Regions from separate parts of the Homo sapiens genome. Here region 1 is linked to region 2. Evidence: read pairs that join two places in POLR2A ChIA-PET (ENCODE). Cell type or tissue: GM12878. All regions are shown on one strand. Links, peaks and the distances in the headings refer to the core of each region. The heading gives the core; the rest is flanking DNA.

Region 1 (2,804 bases), core at 232-2,731, 68 kb after region 2:
GTTCAGTTAGCAGAACATTCACATAAGCTGCATCAGAGACAACTGAAGATGAAAACACTACTAACCCCATATATTGACTAATTTGTGCTGTGCACCAACGACAGCCTGCTTTAAATTTACATGCCAGTTTACAAGCCCCATACTGTATCAGGAGAGGTTAGTGGCTATTGAAAATATCATCAGGGTCGGGCATGGTGGCTCACGCCTGTAATCTCAGCACTTTGGGAGGCCAAGGCAGGCAGATCCCTTGAGGTCAGGAGTTCGAGACCAGCCTGGCCAACATGGTGAAACCCCATCTCTACTAAAAATACAAAAAATTAGCCAGGTGTGGTGGCGTGCACCTGTAGTCCCAGCTACTCAGGAGGCTGAGATGGGAGAATCGCTTGAACCCAGGAGGACAAGGTTGCAGTGAGCTGAGATCATGCCATTGTACTCCAGCCTGGGTGACAGAGAGAGACTTCATCTCAAAAGGAAAATAAAATAAAATACCACCAGCACAGGGTATCTAAAGATAACATTTGGTAGTGTGTTAACTATACAAAAAAGACAATGTACAATTTCAAAACAATTGTTACATAGTCTTCCATTTCAATTTCTTTAAAAGAAGTGAAATGCATACAGGGAGTTGAAATGCTTTATAGATAAGAAAAAAAAACTGTGCTAGAACCAACTTATTCATCATCATCTTCATCTTCCTCCTCTTCCTTCTTTTTCTTGCTTTTTTCAGCCTTGACAACTCACTTTTTTGCTGCATCAGGCTTTCCTTTAGCTCACTATGCAGCAATATCCTTTTCATATTTTTCCTTCAGCTTCACAGCCTTTTCATAAGGCTGCTTATCATCTGCGGCAGTGCCCTTCCACATCTCTTCCAATTTCTTTACAACTCACCAATGGTAGGCCGGGATGTTCTGCTTTGATTTTTGGGCGACACTCAGAATAGAACAAGAAAAAGGCCAGAGGAGGCCTCTTGGGTACATTGGGATCCTCGAACTTCTTTTTTGTCTCCCATTTAGGAAGGACATAGGTTTTCATTTCTCTTTCATAATGGGTCTTGTCCATCTTTGACATGTCTTCAAATCTCACTTTCTCTTTAGCAGACATGGTCTTGCACCTCTCTGAGCATTTCTTAGAAAACTCTGAGGAGCTGACTGAGCATCTGGGTGCTTCTTCTTGTGCTCCTCCCAACAAGTGTGGACAAAGAATGCATATCACATTTTACCTCTCAGCTTCCTTGGATCTCCTTTGCCCATGTTTAGTTCTTTTTTTCCTCAGTGAGCCACAGAGTCGCCCAGTGCCTGTCTGGCTCTCACTTGCCCCAGGGCTGTCTCTATGGTGCTCAGTACACTGCAAGCTGTTTGTTTTCATTGCATGCGAAACAATTTGATTCACTGGCCAGTAGTTGTGCTCAGCCACTAAAACTGAATACTTTCTAAAGTACAGAAACAAATAGGCCTCCCCTTCTCCCTTTGGAAGACCCACAGGACTAGCCATACCCTGCTACCACCCCCAGCCCCAGCCAGATCACTTCCCTCTGACCAGGCTGGAGAGTGGAAGGCAAGGACACCCAACATGCTGCATTCCAGTACAGCTCTTCTGAGTCAAAAAGGGAGCTTCCAGGGTCTATGGAAGTCCTTTGAAAACAGAGGTGTATGGGTTTTTTTTTTTTCTTCTAATGTGTACTCTGTAAGAGTAGAGGCCTACTCTTGGTACTTGCTGTGTTACCAGAGCCCAGAACAGAGCCTGGCCCAAGGGAGTGGCTCCCTAGGTATTTGCTGAATGACTGGATAAATGAAGGAACAAACAGGCACTCTCCCTAAATTAGCAGAGTTCTTCTTCTCAAGAAGTACTATTGTGCTAAGAATGTCTTCAGTTCACTTTTCTCTTGGGCACAATCTTAGCAAAAACTGGGAATTGCATCATTAACCCCAAGATAGACAGACAGATGCATACACACACACACACACACACACACACACACACACACACACACACACACATTTTTTTTGAGATAGCGTCTTGCTCTGTCACCCAGACTGGAGTGCAATGGTGCCGTCTCAGCTCGCTGTAACCTCCGCCACCCGGGTTCAAGCGATTCTCCTACCTCAGCCTCCTGAGTAGCTGGGACTACAGATGCATGCCACCACACCCGGCTAATTTTTGTCTTTTTAGTAGAGACAGGCTTTCGCTATGTTGGCCAGGGTGGTCTCGAACCCCTGACCTCGTGATCCACCCACCTCAGCCCCCCAAAGTGCTGGGATTACAGGTGTGAGCCACTGTGGGCCCAGCCCCCAAGGCATATATTAAAGCTTTTTGGAGTAAATTCTAGAGATCAGCTATTTGCTTCTTGTTTGTATCTAAGAGCAGTAAGCATTGGGTAAAATGTTGCTTTTAAGAGTCCCAAGAGAGGCACTTATCATGTTCATTACTATAGTTTTCTTTCTACCTAAAATAAAATTTGGATATTCACTTTGGTGGGACCTAATACCTGAAGCTGCCATTGCAACAGGACATGTAGCTTGGAATTGCAAGCCACATCTGGGTTCTACCTCTAGACCCAAATACTGCCTGCACTACAAACTCCCTGGAAATGGAGGCCCAGAAAAGGCTAATCAGAATGAGCCAAAAGGATGCAGCTTGCAAGTTCCAGAAAGATCAGTGTTTTTGAGTGTAGGCTGGCAGGGCATGGGTCCAGACTCAACTCAGAGCCACTGACTCTAAAACCAGGTATCTCTGCATTATAGCTGTTTAACAGGCACCACTTTTTCCTAGGGATTTGGAATACCTGATAATCATCAGTAACACTT
Region 2 (2,804 bases), core at 255-2,754:
TCGAGACCATCCTGGCTAATATGGTGAAACCCCGTCTCTACTAAAAATACAAAAAAATTAGCCGGGCGTGGTGGCACGCACCTGTAGTCCCAGCTACTCGGGAGGCTGAGGCAGGAGAATCACTTGAACCTGGGAGGCGGAGGTTGCAGTGAGCCAAGATTGCGCCACTGCACTCCAGCCTGGTGACAGAGCGAGACTCCATCTCAAAAAAAGAAAAAAAGAAAAACCCACATGGCAAAACTAACTCCACAAAATGTCAAAAGAGAGAAATAACTAAAAACATAGGTTTTATTTTAATGAATGTGTCTTTTTAAAATGGAACAAGCAAAGAAAACAGCACTAAAACAAAATGTTATAGCTTAAGAGTTCTCTCCTTTATTTTTCCCTGACCAGGAAAATAACACACACACTACAAAAGACAAAGAGAAGAAAAACAAAGGGAAGATAGTGTAATTTAGTTTCTAGGTCTCTGGAAAAGTCTTCATCCTGCACAGACTGGACAATTTCAAGAAGTAGAGTCGCAGAGGTCATTTAATCTTCTAATTTAAATTTGTAAAACTTTCTTTTTGGAGACAGGGTCTTGCTCTGTCACCTATGCTGGAGCGCAGTGGCCTGGTGCAATCTTACAGGGATGAGCCACTGTGCCCAGCCAAAATATGTAAGATAAATCTGGCCGGGCGCAGTGGCTCACGCCTGTAATCCCAGCACTTTGGGAGGCCGAGGCGGGTGGATCACGAGGTCAGGATATCGAGACCATCCTGGCTAACACGGTGAAACCCCGTCTCCACTAAAAAAACAAAAAATTCTCCGGGCGTGGTGGTGGGTGCCTGTAGTCCCAGCTACTCCGGAGGCTGAGGCAGGAGAATGGCGTGAGCCCGGGAGGCGGAGCTTGCAGTGAGCCGAGATCGCGCCACTGCACTCCAGCCTGGGCAACAGAGCGAGACTCCATCTCAAAAAAAAAAAAAAGATAAATTTTTACTCAAAAAAGAATGAATGAAAGAAATTAGAGTCTTCATAAATTACCCACGAAAAAGTAAATAAATACGTAAAGGTAAGTCTCCCAATTTTACCTTTTGCTCTCCTGTCCGCTGAGCACCTTTATCAGCCTTAAATTTCTCCCATTCCTAAAAAAACAAGTCCTCCCCACAGGTGCTCATGAACCATGAGCTGTGTCTCTTTAAGGGCAGTGGAGGGAGGGAAACTGGTTTGCCACTATGCTGTAGGCGTCTGAACTGGATACAATTTGCAGGAGAAGAGAAGGCCCCAGGGACACTGGAAATTCAACAAGTCACCAAGAACTATGTTCACTGTGGTTTGACATTCCACTAATAACCTTTTCTTTGACTTTTCAATTCTTTGTCATTCTAGGCTCCCACTGGAGCCAGATGAATTTAAAATCTTCTGACAATCTTTTTTTGTTTGTTTGTTTCTTAACTTTTACTTTAGGTTCAGGGGTACATAGGCAGATTTGTTATATAGATACCAACAGTCTTCTTAACTTTTTAAAGTGAAATAGCTTCCAGTGACATTGAACCAAGCAATCTTTTAGCATTTTATAGATCATTTAAAGCCAGCAAACTTGATCATTGGCAATGCAATAGTTCTTTACAGGAAGTACCCACAAGCTAAGTGCAGTTCTTTAGAGATTTTGTTAATAGGTTCAGTCCAGTCAGCTCTGTCTATGCCAAGTGTCCTCTCAGTGCCATCCTCTGAAAAGATCAAATGTTTTCTAAAAGGATAACCCCTCTTACTTCCTCCCTCCCACTCATTCCTAAATTTCCACAAGCAACAATATCATACAGTGCAAATGAGAGACGCAGGCCTTCCAGGCACAGGGAAGTCAAAACATTTTAAGAAGTCACAGGATAAGGTAACAAAGGACTGATCGTCCTGATGCCCTAACTGTATATGAATATCAACATGAGTTGTTTCATAAACTTGGAACACTGCAAAAGGCCATCTTGGTCAGCCTCCAAGCAGACTTACTTAAGTGACCTAATTTTTATGTTCTACTTCTGAGGATCTCCAGGACAGAAATTCCACAATCTCCCATTGGTATCTTGACTTGTGATTTTATTTCCTTCAGAGTCAAAGGGGGCTGTTTCTCTCAACATTTTTTTTAAGTTAAATAAGAGCTCAACTCACATAAAAGGTGCCATTTAAACGCTGAAACTGGCAACTGGAACAACACAAAAGTGAACGACCAAGAACTAGGCTATCTGCCGTACACGGGTCCATTTGCCTGGCTCACTACGGACAGTCATACTGCACTCTCCCCAAGCTGAGTCCATTCAAGACTCAAGCTCACAGCCTTAAGAAATGACTCCACAGCTCCTAAAAGGAGAGTAGCTTACATACAATGAAGAAATATTTCCTAGTCACTGGAGAAAATCTTTCCCAGGCCTTCCACACTTTCTAAACGAGAAAAAGACAATTTTGTTTTTCTGATGTCCTTTGAGCTTTTTTTTTTTTAGACTCCCCTAAGCAATATCATATTCAGTTTTCTTAAATTTTTTTAAAAGTGAACTTTCCACTGAGCTACACTCCTTGAAACAAGTCTTCCAGAGATTTTTGCCCTTGGCCTCCTGGAATTTTTCAATGAAACTCGAAAGAGATGTTTACCTGACCCCAAATGTTATCCTAATGAAAACTCTGTTTTTAATTCTTTGAACTCTTCTCTTTCTCTTTCCTTGTCATGCCCTCTGGGAAAGAAAGACAAGTACAGATGTTGGCTTGATCTCAACTGGCAAACACCAGGATAACTGAGTTCTAATCATTTCTTAGGAACTTGGACAGAATCACAA

Evidence for each region. Peaks named below come from ENCODE experiments on the same cell type or tissue, not always from the same donor. Only the 100,000 strongest peaks of a DNase experiment are listed, where the experiment ranks them.
Region 1: POLR2A ChIA-PET joins it to region 2 with 5 read pairs; 4 of 35 experiments call an interaction of 5 or more read pairs at or near these places.

Annotation. Positions count from the first base shown.
Region 1 is chr5:78,643,596-78,646,399 of GRCh38, forward strand. All of the region lies in intron 1 of LHFPL2 (LHFPL tetraspan subfamily member 2), which reads right to left. It also overlaps the pseudogene HMGB1P21. Among named protein-coding and RNA genes, the nearest start is that of LHFPL2, 3.8 kb to the right of the region's middle. In GM12878, for the core only: no CTCF peak of the experiment used is centred there; no DNase peak of the experiment used is centred there; H3K4me3 peaks cover 111 bases; H3K27ac peaks cover 636 bases.
Region 2 is chr5:78,575,343-78,578,146 of GRCh38, forward strand. The region is part of intron 2 of LHFPL2 (LHFPL tetraspan subfamily member 2); the gene reads right to left. Among named protein-coding and RNA genes, the nearest start is that of LHFPL2, 72 kb to the right of the region's middle. In GM12878, for the core only: no CTCF peak of the experiment used is centred there; no DNase peak of the experiment used is centred there.